Linked DNA regions of Homo sapiens: region 2 is linked to region 1. A link is a loop called in an ENCODE intact Hi-C map of the cell type or tissue named here. Cell type or tissue: Caco-2. All regions are shown on one strand. Links, peaks and the distances in the headings refer to the core of each region. The heading gives the core; the rest is flanking DNA. Region 1 has its middle 14 kb from the start of CHST9. Region 2 overlaps CHST9 (carbohydrate sulfotransferase 9).

The links. A loop is a pair of places that touch in the nucleus more often than their neighbours do. Peaks named below come from ENCODE experiments on the same cell type or tissue, not always from the same donor. Only the 100,000 strongest peaks of a DNase experiment are listed, where the experiment ranks them.
Region 2: it touches region 1 in a loop (9-fold over the local background); 5 of 110 quality-filtered maps call a loop at or near these places.

The regions. Positions count from the first base shown.
Region 1 is chr18:27,194,918-27,203,263 of GRCh38, reverse strand. No RefSeq gene overlaps it. Among named protein-coding and RNA genes, the nearest start is that of CHST9, 14 kb to the right of the region's middle. In Caco-2, for the core only: no CTCF peak of the experiment used is centred there; a DNase peak (open chromatin) is centred at 5,203.
Region 2 is chr18:27,138,649-27,146,994 of GRCh38, reverse strand. CHST9 (carbohydrate sulfotransferase 9) reads left to right here. Exons shown (of 6, transcript NM_031422.6): 2 at 4,090-4,306. The coding sequence starts at 4,186. Among named protein-coding and RNA genes, the nearest start is that of CHST9, 42 kb to the left of the region's middle. In Caco-2, for the core only: no CTCF peak of the experiment used is centred there; no DNase peak of the experiment used is centred there; H3K4me3 peaks cover 1,107 bases.

The DNA of each region.
Region 1 (8,346 bases), core at 258-8,257:
GCCAAAATGATGATTCAGGCTCAGTTTAGGGCTCAGAGGAACTTTGATTAAAACAACAACAAAAATTGTAAAACCCCAAACCAAACAGTACAGAAACTAGAGTTTAGAAAGACAGGCCAAATGACCTGGGTACCTGATGCAGGGGCTGAGAAAACTGCCAGGTCAGAGGCATGGCAGCCCTGAATTGGCTGGTTTTTAGGCTGCTTGGCTGAAGGAAAGAACAAGTCAGTAATCGCTCTGCCCCAGGGAAGGCTGAGTGGGCACTGAGGTGTTCTATTACCCAGCATATAAGCAGGAGAGCAGCAGCAGCCATGGCTTACCAGTGAATCCCATCTGACTGCCACTTCCTTTCTAAATTGAACAACAGCCAAGAAAAGTACAGCTTGAGATTCTCCTCTCACTCATGTTCTATTTTCCTTAGTCCTAGCCAGAGATCTTCTATTCAGATGCCTCATTGCAAGCTGGACTCCTCTTTTCCGCAGCTGCAGCCTGATTGAGGAGAATGCAGTTCCATTGGCACCTCCAAACATGAATTAACGTAATCATGTTAACCAATATCCCCTGAGTCCCAATTTTCCAAAGGTTAATAAAATACACAAGGACCTTGATGTATCAACCAAACACCCTAAACATTGAGAATTAAATTCAAATTTACTTATTCCAAGCTGGAAAACTGCATATATATAACTTAGACCCACACTGCTATTGTCAGTCATGCTACTAGAAGAATGAGATCACCTAAGTGGCCAAAAAACCAAATCTTTTGTGGTTCACCTTATTCAAATACCAGCAAATCTAGGGCACTTACACCAAATCCCTTAGACCTGTGAGGAGCCAATGATTTGGAATTCCCACTTACTGCATGATTAGGATTGCCTTTCTGTAGACATTATTTTTTGTTTTTGTGTGTGTGTGTGTGTTTTTTTGGTTTTTGTTTGTTTTTGTTTTTTGAGACAGAGTCTCCCTCTGTCACTGAGGCTGGAGTGCAGTGGCATGATCTCGGCTCACTGCAACCTCCACCTCCTGGGTTCAAGCAATTCTCCTGTCTCAGGCTCCCCAGTAGCTGGGATTACAGGCTCCCATCACCACACCCAGCTAATTTTTGTATTTTCAGTAGAGATGGAGTTTCACCATGTTGGTCAGGCTGGTCTCGAACTCCTGACTTCAGGTGATCCACCCGCCTCGGCCTCCCAAAGTGCTGGGATTACAGGCGTGAGCCACTCGTGCCCAGCTGACATTGTTTTAATCCATTTCATGTTTTGTACCGAATAGTAGGCATCTCATTGTATTTTGTATCTCAGCCATTGGCCTATGCCCCTGATGATCTCCCTCAATAAATCAGTCTTGTTACTGTTACCAAAGTGACATAATTGTTTAACATTCTCAACCTCTGTCTGAAGTGCTAGAAGTTTGGACTGTAAAGTTCCACATCTGAATCATGCATATTCCTATAGGCTCTAACTATTCCTTTTAGGATTTCCTGCCTCAAAATCTGGAATTTCAGCTTGTGCAGCTCTTCTCCAAAATATGTTTTACAAAAATACCTGTAGCATTTCTACAAACAGCCTGTAAGATCTGAAGACTTTATAGACCACCCTGAGCTCCCTGAATGTTAGCGGAGAGAGAAATATCTTCCAGGCTTAGTGTTCTCCTTCCCAATTTACTTTATTACTTTGGAGTCCTGTATTATCTGGTTACTCTTTTGATAATGTCACAGCTCACAAAAATACAATCAGTTTGGAGAAATTTGGGTTGAAAACAACAATCAATCACCTTTACTGTTCAAATGTTTCTTATCTAGCCACTAGCTGTTCAACATTTCAGTCTATTTGCTGTTTGTGGGAAGCAGAATTCTAAGACAGCTCACAAGATTCTCAGCCCCTTGTATATGCGCACTGTGTTCCAGTTATTCAATGAAACACTAATTGAGGTGTTGCTGTTGAAAAGATCCTGCAGATGCAATTAGTTCCAAAATCCATTGACCTTCAGATAGGGAAATATCTGGGCAGGCCTGACCTAATCACATGAGCCCTTTAAATGTGGGTTCAGGGGTCAGAGAGAGAGAGAGAGAGAGAAGTCAGAGAGATTTGAGGTGTGATGAAGAATTAACGATGACTTTGGGGTTGCTCATGCCTATAATCCAAGCACTTTGGGAGGCCGAGGCAGGCAGATTGCTTGAGTCCGGGAGTTCAAGACCAGCCTGGGCAACATGGTGACACCCCGTCTTTACAAAAACTACAAAAATTAGTAGAATGAGATGGTGCATGCCTGTAATCCCATCTACTTGGGAGGCTGAGGCAGGAGGACCATTTGAGCCTGTGATGCAGAGGTTTCAGTGAGCCAAGATCACGCCATTGCACTCAGCTTGGGCGACAGAGTAAAACCCTCTCTCTCTCTCTCACACACACACACACAGACACACACAACTAACAATGACTTTGGAAATGGAGGGGGCCTCTTGGCAAAGAAGTGCTTGGTTTTTAGGAGCTGAAAATATCCCCCAGTTGACAGCCAGCAGAGAAATGGAACTCTCAGTTCTACAACCACAAGGAACAGATTTCTGCCTCTGGAAAGTGGATCCTGAGCTTCAGATGAGAACACAGCCTGATCAACACCTTGATTTCAGCATGTGGGACCCTGAGCAGAGGACCCAAACAGGCTGTGCTTGGACTTCTGACTTACTGATCTTTTATCTAATACCTGGATGTTGTAGTAACAGTATTCTGTAGCAACGGAATACATTCAACTATTTCTTACCTAGCCATTTATCATGCAAGTTTTATAGAGTTTGCCTTCCAGACTACTTTTTAAGGCTATTGCCCAGAATTTGAATCCATAATTGAACTTTACATATAGAAGACAGCAGTAGGGTGAGAATGTAAGGAGCATAATGTAAGGAGCATATCTGAGTCCATGATGTTTCCATATAAGGCCTTATAGCACTTGTAATGATCCATCAAGACTTCCTTTTTAAAAGAAGAGAAATCATGACTTTGTCTACTACCCAGATGTTCAATATAAACCAGTTTTTCATTTATCAAATGCATAAAAGCTTTCACTGACAGCTTTGGAATAAAACATATTTCCTTCACAAATTCCATTGTATGTATACAGCCATATATCACTTAACAATTGGTTCTGAGAAACATGTCATTGGCTGATTTCATCATTGTGTGAGCATCATAGAGTGTACTTACACAAACCTAGATGGTATAGCCTACTACACACCTAGCTATATAATATACCCTATTGCTCCTAGGCTACAAACCTGTATAGATGTCACTGCATTGAATACTGTAGGCAACTGTAATACAATGATAAGTATTAGTGTATCAAACATGCTAAACATAGAAAAGGTATAGTAAAATTACAGTATTATAATCTTACGAGAACACAGTTATATGTGTGGCCTGTCTTTGAAATGTCATTACATGGCATGTGACTCTCTCTCTCTATATATATATGTGTATACCCATACATACACACACACACATATATACATTTGAGAACTTTTTAAGCTGTGTATTTTATTTTCTAAAATTGATATATTAACTATAATTTTGTATTACATGTAGATTTCAGGTTATAATTAGTCATAGTGAAAAAATTCAGCAATATTTTAATTCAGTACATAATATCATTTATTGTTGAAACTACTCAACTCAACAGGAAATGTTTTAGATACCAATGTGGGTGAGAGGATACATAAAGGAAAACTGATATTTTCAAGAATTAAGACAATAATGAGTTAGTACTCCCAGGATATAAGTATTTAAGGTATAAACGTTCACTGAAAAAGAAAAATGAGAAAAAAAAAAGTCAAGAATAATAAGTGGTTTTCTTTTCTAGCACATGGAAAAAATAAATATGTCTTACCAGTGTATTATGATAGTAAAAAATAAGGAGAAAAATGTCATCAAGGACGACAACATGTTATCCACTGATTAAACCTCTCTAGGGACCTAGGGGCACACAAAGATGACCCAGAATAGGCTTGAGAGAGAGAAACTGTGGATGGAAATATAATAACCACCCACAAACATTTGAACATTACACCAGAAATGGAACTATATATCATTTCATGCCAGCTACAACTGAAAGTGATAACAGAAATTTACAAAGAGGTCAGTTTAGCTTAATCTTATATAAAAGTTCTCAGTAGTAATCCATTATCTTTGGGGTTTGGGAAGACTAATAATTTGATGCGGTGGATGTGCTTTGTCAGAATAAATTCATGACCCAGGTCAAATTTAAGTGTTTTATTTTTTTAAAGTTTTTACTACTGTCACATTTTAAAACATCTTTATATTTTTTATTTCCCCAAATACCTTTTATCTAAAAAATATTTTTGATGATTATTTGTATTTATAGTAACTCTGTTTCAGACATTTCTGAAAACTGGAGACTTTTTTTCAACTCACCAAGGTGATAATCAGTGCAAAATCAGTGTAAAAACTTAGTAAACTAGCAAGTGATATTACTTTGTCCTAAAAAGGATAATAATTTTTTTATATTGAGCAAAGCATTTTGCTGACTAAAATATAATATGTCTTACTCATAGTTCAATGCAGGCTAGACTGTCTTAAAATATAGATAAGGAAAGACATATTTAGGTGCTGAGAATCATAAAGATAGCATTTGTAAAAATTTTTAATTTTTAAAAAAGAGTAGTTCTGTGAAGACTTGTTGAATGCATTACTGAAACAATATTCCCACCACAAACAGCTGTTGTAATTTTTTTTAAATATTATGTAATGTATTTCATTCTTGCTTAAGACTAATATTTACCCAGAAAGATAATGGAAAGCTGCAAAACACATAAGAAAAATCTATAATCACTAAAGACATATTATAAACATAGTTTTAAGAAAGGACAGCTGATTAATTCACCCATGAAATATTTACTTGGGGCAGACTGTATTGATGGCCCTGGTTCAAACTGCAATAAAGTCAACAACAGTAGTCTTAACAAAGGCTATTTTAGCAATAATGAAAATGCTTGACTGAAATTCTTGAAAGGCTATGAAAAGTTTGAAGTTCAGCTTTAACACCGATAAGCAGAGCTATGTGTATTCTAAAGTTCAGTTTGATATAGTATTACCTGTGTTGCCAGCGGCAAGTTTCCTATAGATTACATCTCTCCATTCTCTCCACTTTTTTCCCATTCCGACTGCTAAGACATTTGTCCAGGCCACTATCATCTCTTGCCTAGATTAATGTGTCAGTTTCCTCACTCATTCTCTGCCTCCAGCCTTGCGCAGTCACCTCTCTGCCTGCAGCCTTGCACAGTTTCCATGCTGCAGACAGCATGAGCTTTCTGAAGTGTTAATCCCTTGTTTATTACCTCATTCTCCCCATTGATTTTGGAATAAAGTTCACACTCTTAAAACAACATGCAAGACCCTTGGTACCATTTGCAACCTCATATTACTCACTCCATCAGGGTCTATGCTGCAGCCATGCTAAGCTGCTCTTTGTTCTCCAAATATGCCATGTTCTCTCTCTCACCCCTGGAACTGGATAAATATTTTTCTCGCTGACCAGAAAGTCCACTTTCCTTCTCATCCCCTCTCTTTGTTTCCTATCCCCTCCCTTCATGCTTGAAATTAATTGCTCCTTGTAGAAACTATCTTTGATTCTCCTTAACTGCTACCCCAAGGTTAAGTGGTCCTCCTGGTTTCTTCCGAGGCATTGCCTTGAATGAATACTCAGTACCTTGAGACCCACTGACCTTATATTCCCAACACCAAACATACACCCAGACCACAGTAGACAATAAATATGTTAAATTAAATAAATGGTTAAATACATGTATCAGGATGAGACCCTGTACTACATTTTTTTTTTTTTTTTTAAGACAGGGTCTTACTCTGTTACCAAGGCTGGAGTGCAGTGTTTTAATCATAGCTCCCTATAGCCTTGAACTCCTGGACCCAGGTGATCCTCCCACCTCAGTCTCCTAAGTAGGTAAGACGACAGGTACATGCTACCACACTGGTTACTTTTTAAAAGCTTTTTGAAGAAATGAGGGTCTCACTGTGTTGCCCAGGCTGGTCTTGAACTCCTGGCCTCAGGCAATCCTCCCACCTTAGCCTCTTAAAGTGCATTTATTAAATGATGTGATTGAACTGAAAATATATTTATTCTTTGGTCTGTAGAACCCATCTTTATGACTTCTATTTAGCAAACAGAGGAGTCCAACATTGAGAAAAGTTTAATAAATGGGCTATTTGCAAAGATGTGGGTGAGTTTTAAGGAAATCACCCAGGAATAGTGTAGAATCTCGGGGTTTATTGAAGGGAATTGAAGGTGGTGCAGAGTTAGTACTCTTAGTCCTGGGAAAGGAGGGAGTGTGGTTCCAGGACCCAGCACTGGTAGCCAGCTATTGAAAATACCTTTGGAAAAGCATCTCAGCTCTCTGTCCTAACCCCTAACCCCACCCCTCTCCAACAACTTGGGAAACTGGGAGCCAAGGGAATAAATATCTCTCTTCTCTTTTCTCTTGTTCTCTGACCTCCAACTCCACCATTCCTGTTAGCAAAACCCAACCAGAAGCCAGAAGGCAAGGAAATCTGTGAATAGAGTCCATGCAGATTTGTGCTCCAACAAAGGGCAGGGTGGGGAGGGTACCGTCTGGGTGTGGAGAGGCAAACAGAAAAAAATCATCACAGTGATCTAGTATTTCAAGAATTAGAAAACTGTAACAATTTTTCAACATTACACCAAGACAAATGCCTAAGTTAAGAGAAACACGTCCTAACACCAACTTGGAACTAGTCTTATAATCAGCATGTTTCAATGAATTAAAATAACCTAATCTTCTAATGAAATGGTTAAAATTACTTTGCCTCATATGCTCCTTTCTCCTATGTTCCCAATCTTCTCATTTCTGATAGAAACATCACATAGTAATGTCATTCATCACCTTTGAAGTCTCCTTTCTTAAAGCCATTGCTTTAAGAAATTTTAAGCCCTTACATTAGGGATAAAAGAAGGTATCTTGGCATTGCAAACTTTATTTAAATGAGTAGAAGAAACTAGAGATGTTTGAGTAGGGCAGTTCAGTGTGGGTAGAAGGTGAGAGTTTGAAAGTCTAGGTGACATCAGAATTGTGAGTTTCAGAGTTGAGCGAGTTTCAGTGAGGTCCAGTCTGCACAAATACATTTTAACTATCTTTCCTCTGATTTTTTTTTTTTTTTTTTTTTGCATTTCTTACCCCCATCATATCTCCTGCAATTTTAAGCCTACAAATTTTCTGTATAACTCTAGGACACATTTTCTCTCCTGACTTATGTTGCCTCCAAGGATTTTGGACAGCCCACAATTTTAGAACATGATTAAAACAATAACAGCAAAACAGTGAAAAAAATTCCAAATACGGTGGAACACAACCAGCATCCACCGGGCAGTGGGATGAGGGCCTGTTGTTTCCTGTCATCAGAGAACAGTCTGTGGGCTCCACTTTGTGAGTGTGCAGCTCAAGCTGGAACTTTTCTTTAATAAACCTTAAAACCAAGCAAGTCTCTGAGATTACTGTTGTTTCAAGGTGTAAAAGTCTAAAGAGGTCAACAATTTTAGTGGAAATACCAATGATAAAAATGGAAAGAGACACTAAGAGATCTTCAATCTGCAGACCACTTTTTAGCCACAGGAAATATCTATTCATCACATATGAAAAGCTCACCAGAATTAATTATAGGACTGATCCTGAATTTCATGATGAACCAATGGTGTGATTTATGATTTTCATTAAAAATGTACACTAGAAACAGAAGTAATTGACTTGCTATATTGTATGAGTGTATGTATGTGTGTATGCATAATGCAGGCATAAGGGGGCCCACATTATGATTAACAACATAATTATTTACACACACCTAGGGATAGGCCCAAATATGGAACATTCTTCAAGGAGAAAATTTTCTATTTTAAAAGATCTTTAAAAGATGGTTGCTCATGCCTGTAATCCCAGAACTTTGGGAGGATGAGGTAGGAGGATCACTTGAGTCCAGAGTTCAAGACCTGCCTGAGCAACATAGGGAGACCATGTCTCTACAAAAATATCAAAATAAAAAATTAGCCAGGCAGGATGACATGCACTTGTAGTTCCAGCTACCTGGGAGGCTGAAGTGGGAGGATCGCTTGAGCCCAGGAGCTCAAGGCTGCAGTGAGCTATGATTGCATCACTGCATTCCAGCTTGGGTGACAGAGCGATATCCTGTCTTAAAAAATATGTATATATAAAATCTATATTAACTCAACTATTGTCTACTGACATCCACTATCAAGAAATACAAATCTGACTATCTCTATTTAAAATCTTCTGGAGGCTTCCCCTACACATAA
Region 2 (8,346 bases), core at 255-8,254, 56 kb after region 1:
TTGCTATACTTAAGTCCCAAAATACTTCCGTTTGTAGCCACAATTATTTAAAAAAATAATTTTTAAACTTTTGGAAAAGAGATGACAGAATGAAATAATTATATTTCTTTTCATAATTGTTAGAGATAAATAAAAAGATATGCAAATGAAAATATTTTTAACAAAGAAACATCGACCCTATCTTTTAGTATTTCTCCATGTTTCTTCATTTGGAGGTTAGGACTAAGGATTTACAAATACAACTATAAAAAGTATCAATTACCTGTATTTTGTTATTGGAGCTCCAAATTCAGTTCAATGCAACAAGTTTTTAAGTACCTTTTAGGCTCAAGATATTCTGTTTATGGGAAGGGAGAAGAAGGAGTTGTACAAAATACAGGAAGCCTTTGGCTGTAGAAATGTATAATGCTCGTACATAAAGCAGCATTATTCCAAGTAATTTAAATCTCCAGTAGTCTGCACTTTTTCCGCAGGCTTGGAGATAGATATATGATCTCCAAATAGGTGTGTTTTCCCATCACAGCTGACCTTCAGGTTTGCTTAAAGCAATCCTGCTGCTCCTACCACCTCACCTTTGTTTAATGAGAGCCATTTCCTAACGCCAACGTTGGGTTAATGGACTGAGATGGGAGAAAATCAAACATATCTCTCCATTTTACACCAGATTGCCTTTCTGCCTTGTGGCTTTAATCACTCAATCCTACTCACATCTGCCATAATAACAATTATGGGTTTTCTACTGCTTTCTCACCCAGGAGGATATGTCAGAGGATAGTAACATCTCCTGAAGAAAGGAAGGGCAAATTCTTAATCTTTTTCCAGCATCGTAGGTAATAATTTTCCTCTGCAAACCCCCGAGGAGTACTCCTTTTGGCTCTTACTCCCACCGTTCCCACAGGTTCGTGGCTCTGCTTGGATTTATGAGTTTTCTTCTAGCCTTTTCTCTTCTGAGATAAGTTTTAATTATGTAGACAGATTGTAAAAGTCTCTTTCTTCTTGTAAACAACTATTTCTTTGTTAGTACTAGATTTTGTTTAACTGGTTTCCTCCTTTCTGAATCTTCTTATGTACCCAGGAATTATGTCTGTTCATTGTTTAATGGCAGCATCAAGAGAAGAGAAAGCTGGCTTCATTTCATAGCTTCCCTTGAGGGATTCAATTTGGAACACCTCAAATTGCAAGTCTCCCTCGGGAACTGTTCTTTGTTACATATGTTTGGAAGCCCATAATATTTTAGTTTAGATTCAATATAAGAGCAAAGTATCACCCATCAAATAAGCAGTATGATAATACTCTCGGCTCTTCTACTTATTTAAAAACTTTCTTTACTACCTGAATCAAGGAAATGTCTGAAATCCTCAAAAGCACTAGTGAAATGTTAAACAGTTGCCCCTTCCTCAGAGAACTCAGAGAACTGGATTTGAGAAAGCATCTTAGGTAGCGCTGACAAACAGCTCTTACCCTGGCCCCTTCCAGGTCAGAGTTAAAATATAAAGAAGAATAACTATTCAGGCCAGGGGCAGTGGCTCACGCCTGTAATCCCAGCACTTTGGGAGGCTGAGGCGGGAGGATCGCCTGAGGTCAGGAGTTCAAGACCAGCCTGGCCAACATGGTGAAACTCCATCTCTACTAAAATACAAAAATTAGTCGGGTGTGGCTCAGCTAATTCTAGCTACTTGGGAGGCTGAGGCAGGAAAATCGCTTGAACCTAGGAGGTGGAGGTTGCGGCGAGCCAAGATTGCGGCACTGCACTCCAGCCTGGGCGACAGAGTGAAACTCCACCACAAAAAAATAATAAACAAAACAAACAAACAAACAAACGGAAAAGAAGTATTCATGACATGATATTTTTCTCATTTTGCATAAGAACTTTTAACTATTTGGTGGGTTTTTTTTTCTAATCAAGAAATCATTCTAATTACTTAATACATTCACTTCTAATTCTGAATTCTTACATTATCTTTGAAGCTCATTTGTTTGAGAACTGGTTTTTTATTTTGTATTTTTTTTTGAGACACGATCTTGCTGTGTTGCCCAGGGTGGAGTACATTGGCACAGTCACAGCTCACTGCAGCCACAACCTTTCAGGCTCAAGGGAAATGCCAGCCAGCCTTAAGGACTGTAGAAACGCAGGGTTGACAGGAGGGCTCCCATTGAGTCATCTCTTGTTCTGATTTCTGAGGTCATTTTTTGAGCTCCTTTAAGAGATGAGGAATTCTATCACCACAAAGTTAAATGTGGTATCATGGATATCAGCTACAGTTTTTTTGTTTTTGTTTTTTATTTATTTATTTATCTATTTATTTGAGACAGAGTCTCGCTCTGTTGCCTAGGCTGAAGCGCAGTGGCCTGATCATGGCTCACTGCAGCCTCCACCATTCTGGGCTCAAGTGATCCTCCTACCTCAGGCTTTCCAGTATCTGGGACTAGAGGCCCATGGCACCACGCTGGGCTAATTTTAAAATCTATTTTATTTTTTGTAGAGACAGGGTTTCACCATGCTGCTCAGGTTGGTCTTGAACTCTTGAGGTCAAGCAGTCCTCCAGCCTCAGCCTTCCAAAGTGTTAGGATTACAGGCATGAGCCACCTCGCCAGCCCTGAAAATTGGTTTTGCCAAGAATACCTAAATATTATCCTTTAACCAGACAAGCAATTTCCCACAGCAGTTTTTAACTTTTAACTGGCACCCCATAAAACACCTCTTAGGCAAAATCAATATTTTCCATCAAAGACTCTCCTCAAATATTTTGAGGCAATGGAATAGAAGAGATAACTTTTTGATGCAGCAATGTGCATGATATCTTCACATTTAAGAAACATTTATTCGGCTCACCCAGAGGGGTTGTGTTCTGTGGCCAAGGAACTGAGCCAGGGTTTCTGGCCAGCGTTAGATACAAAGCCGTGACCTTGGCCCCATTAGCCGGGCTGCTAACTAGGTGAGCTCACCACACGGCTTACTGCATACTTGTGTGGCAGTTCATTGGGAACAGGGATTCTTTTTGTTTGTTTGTTTTTTCTATTTTTATTTTTATTTTATTTTACTTTAAGTTCTGGGATACACGTGCAGAACGTGCAGGTTTGTTACATAGGTATACATGTGCCATGGTGGTTTGCTGCACCTATCAACCCGTCATCTAGGATTTAAGCTCCGCATACATTAGGTATTTGTCCTAATGCTCTCCCTCCCCTTGCCCCCCATCCCCCAAGAGGCCCTGGTGTGTGATGTTCCCCTCCCTGCATCCACGTGTTCTCACTGGGGAACAGGGATTCTTAATGTGGGTTTCAGTGAAGGTACATGAACACTTTGGCATTTTATGTAAGATTTTGTAAATCTTTTCTAAAGAGAGGGCTCACATTTTCATCAGATTCTCAAAAAAGGATGCAATTTTTTTAAAAAAAATAAAAGGTTAAGGTTATATTAAACGAGATTGTTCTAAAAGAAAATCTGTTCAGTATTTTTAAAAAAATAAAATAGCTCTTTATTACTGAGGTAGATTTCTGTAATCTGAGGTAGATTTCAGTAATTTCATGTTATTGTGGGAGGGGTCCTTGAACCCTGACCTTTTATTATTTATCTTTTTATGCCTCTGAAGGATTTTAAATGTGCTCTTTAAATTGGAGAAATCTGTTACTTTATATGAGAGAAAAATGATATTACACCTTCAATTTTTGAACTTTATATATTCTTAAGACAGGAGGTGATTTTTCCTTACATTCTACAAGCATGTTTTTCAAAACCCGTCCTTTAACAACCCATTCTGTTATTCTTCCTACTTGCAATTATTTTAAGGTATCCCAAACCTTACTTTACACTTTACAATACAGGAGGACTTAAGTCTGGCCAGACTTTGCCTAACTAAATGTTAGGATGTTACTTATTAACTGTAGGATAATACATTCCTTAGATAAGATAAAAGTATGCAATAGAAAATTGCCATTCTAGGAACACCTACTACAGTCTTTTCTGTCTTCAGAGCATTAGTGTGCACATTAAGTCTTCAGCCTTGTTGAGATAGTGAATATTTATGCCGTATTTGAGAATTAATATTAGCAGAAATGTACAATGTAGATTTCTTTTTAAAATTCTAGGTTACTTTATGGAATTGGGCTCTTAGAGAACAAGAAAAGACTGAAGTTTTACGGGAAAACAAATCATGTGGTCTTCAGATTCTGAAATAAGGAGAAATGCAGCCATCTGAAATGGTCATGAACCCCAAACAAGTCTTCCTCTCTGTGCTGATATTTGGAGTAGCTGGGCTACTCCTCTTCATGTATTTGCAAGTCTGGATTGAAGAACAACATACAGGTAACACATGTGCTTTTTCTTCTATTTTAATTGTAACAATAATAGCTATTTTTAAATTAAATTAGTTGTGATGCTTATTAATATATTGAGAATCACAATATTTTCAACAACAAAAAATGAGTCATAAGATAAAATTCCCAGCTCCTAAAAGGAAGGAAAATTATACAACTCTGGTAGGCATTTGTTTGGTGGCTTAACAATGGAAATTTTTGTTATCTCAGTGGGGGAATAGCAGTGCTCCCACAGTCCAGCAAGAACTGCTTGTAGAGAATTTGTCTCCAAAAGTATAGCATTTATCCTACTTCTTATCTGTCCATGGAGCATCAGGCATAAGCCTAAAAGGCCCTGAATGTACAGCAGCCTCTCCTTTAATTCTGTCTTAATTTATATTGATACTCAAAATTGGTATAAATATCATTTAATACCTTTATTATAAAGGAGGGGTTGGCAAATCTTTTCTATAAAGGACTAGATCATAAATGTTTTACTCTTTGCAGGCCATACCATCTCTACCACAACTACTCAATTCTGCTAATATATCAAGAAGCAGCCATAGATTACATGTAAACAAATGGAACAGGCTGTGTTCCAATAAAACTTTATTTACAAAAACAGCTGGTGGGCCAGATTTGGTCCACAGGCAATAGTTTACTGATCCCTGCTGTGCTCATCTTGTACTTTTGTCTTTCAATTTGCAATTGCTGCCCATTGGAGGCACTCACTTACTGTTAAAAATGATTATATTTATAATGATATAGTATTATTAAAGTAAAAAACTTAGAATATCATAGAAATGTATACATACAGATCTTGTGAAGTTCTGATGGTTTCCATTGGTAGAAATAGACTATGGCTTATGACTGTTAAGGATAATAAAGTAAAAGCAGAAGAATGATTTTTTGATTGTCTCCAGTTGTGGCCCATTTTCTTTTTTTTTTTTTTTTTTAAGTTATTCTAGATATAAAACCCTTAAGAATCTTCTCCAAAAGACAATTTAATACTGAGTTACAACTATGATTATTTTTAAAATTGTTTCCATTTTTAAATTCCTTTCTTTGGTTTATCCTCCTACTTTTTTTTTTTTTTTTTTTTTTTTTGAGTCGGGATTTTACTCCTGTCGCCCAGGCTGGAGAGCGATAGCATGATCTTGGCTCACTGCAACCTCTGCCTCCCAGGTTCAAGTGATTCTTCTGCCTCAGCCTCCCAAGTAGCTGGGTCTACAGGCACAAACCACTGCACCCGGCTAATTTTTGTATTTTTTGTAGAGACGGGGTTTCACCATGTTGACCAGGCTGGTCTATTTTGTTGTTGTTTGTTTGTTTTTGAGACAGAGTCTTGCTCAGTCGCCTAGGCTGGAGTGCAGTGGCGCGATCTCAGCTCACTGCAAGCTCCGCCTGCTGGGTTCACGCCATTCTCCTGCCTCAGCCTCCCAAGTAGCTGGGACTACAGGCGCCCGCCACCACGCCCGGCTAATTTCTTTTTTTTTGAATTTTTAGTAGAGACGGGGTTTCACCATATTAGCCAGGATGGTCTCGATCTCCTGACCTCGTGATCCACTCGCCTAGGCCTCCCAAAGTGCTAGGATTACAGGCGTGAGCCACCGTGCCCCGCCCAGGCTCGTCTTGAACTCCTGAGCTCAAGTGATCCACCTGCCTTGGCCTCCCAAAATTCTGGGATTGGGATTATAGGCGTAAGCCACTGCCCCTGGACAACACTTTTGATGTATTTAATTTATATAGTAACTTTGTGAAAAGAGGTTGCATATAATGATTTTCTAAAGAATATGTAACATATTGTCAAAATATATTCTTAATTCCCTTTACAGTTTACATAAACTATTATGCTAACTTTTCTATACTACTGAAATAATTTATCATAATAACATCATATTTAATGAAACCACCTGTAGTAAAATATATAGGCTAATTCCTCCTGAAATATAACCCTTAGCATAGATCCTGTAACATAGTAAGCCTTCAGTAAGTTTTTGTTGAATGAATGAATGAATGAATGAATGGATTGAAAATTCACTGAAGACTATAGACTGAAATACAGCAAAGGAAGAAGAAAGAAAAAGATCTCATTATTTTGAGTTTTGCTCATATCATGGTCTCATAACAAATTTCACAAAAAGACTATCACAGCAAGATTTTAATACTTAAGGGAAAATATATTCATATGTATAGACTACTTTTTTGCAGAAATGTGTTTAGTCTGTCACTAAGAAATTATATATCTAAGGAAACAGGTTAATAATACCATACATATAAAATGTAGTTTACCAAATGTGTCCATAAGCATTAATAGCTACCATTTATGGAGAGCTTAATAAGTGCCAAATGTTTACATAAATTTTCTGTAATCCTCATATCTTACTAGGTGAGTATTATTCTAAATTTACAGATGAGGAAAATGAGACTCCAGAGGGATAAGGGGCGTATCCAAGGCTTTGCATGGCCTTGTTGCAGAGGGGAAAGCCTGGATTTGAACCCAGGTTGTACTGCTACGAGGTCCACGCCTCTGCTCAATGTATCACTTCCATGAAGGAAAAAGGTGAATATTATTATTTCTCTATAGCACAGATGAAGCAAGGGAGACTCAGAAAGTTTAAATGACTTAACCTGTAGCTATAAAGCTACAGGTTTTTGAAGTGTAACCCATACCTAGGTTTTCCTAATTGTCGGAATCCCTGAAAGAGTCTCCTAACCAAAACACTGGATTATGTAGGCATATAATTATAAATGCAGTAGTATCAGTACAGATGTTTTAAAATCACTGAAATTGGTAAATTAAATGACATACAGATGTGTAACTTCTTCTACAAGATTAAATCTTAACTTGAGTTCATAATTTTCCCAAGTGTTGGAAAATTATTTTCCTTGGTTAAGACTGGTAAAACACTTACCATTTATTCTCTTAAATTTTATTTGTAATTTTGATAGAAGTGCTTTCCCTGATTCTTGATATATTTTAAATGAATTATGTAATATTTCATAAACTACTCATGACAAAAAGCATAAATGTAAAAGTCAAGAGTCCTGTAGATAACTATTTCTCTGACGAAAAACTGTAATATTCTTTAAGAAGACTTCCATCTGAAGTTCTGCCTTATACTAGGTTAGTGCTGTGAGTTGAAATTCTGCAGTTTTCTAGGTAGGCAGACATTTATTTTTTATATATATATATATGTGTGTGTGTGTGTGTGTTTCAAATAACATCAGGAGCATTAGGCATTTTTAAAGGCAATCTCTTTTTAAATAAATAAATATATGAATATGTGCTTTGATGTTAAGTTTAAAAAAATGGAAAATCTGTCTTTTGGACACTTTAGAACTGTCACTCAAAGAAACTTTGAAAGATGAGCTGGTTTGGTTCCTGAGACTTTCTATAAGTAATGCTGGTTTTAAAATCTAAATGGCTTTGATCACACATATATTTCAGTTATATATGAGAATTCTTAGGTTTTCTTCGTGTCTTTTATTTGAGGCTTTTCAAATCTAAGATATGGACTATTTTCTAAGCCTCCCTGGTTTTCTTGGGTTTTTCGTATTAAAATAAAATACTTTAGAATCCAAAAAATCTGAAATATGCTCTGATATACTGGTAAAGGATTATGAAAACAGATTTTTTTGGAAGTAAAGAGAAGCTGTATGACAGAGAAATTAAAATCTATCCAATTATGCAATAGAGTTCCATAATACCATCTACTTTTTCAATATCACTATCCATTAATTTATCCATTTCCTAGTGCTAATTTGCAGTATGTTGATATGTTATCACAAATTTTATTTTAGTTTTTTTTTTCGTAGTTGTTACAGGTACAAGTTTTTCATTCAGAAGGATCTTGAAAAATCTCAGATCTCCTGTTTGTTAGCTTTGTAACCCTGGGCAAATTTCTTTGCCTCTCTAAGCCTCAGTTTCCTTATCTGTAAAATGAGGATAGTCATATTTTTCACAGAGGGTTGCAGTGAAGATTAAAGGAGACAATGCTTGCAAAGCACTCAGCATGGTGCCTGGCAAACAGTAATGCACAATGAACG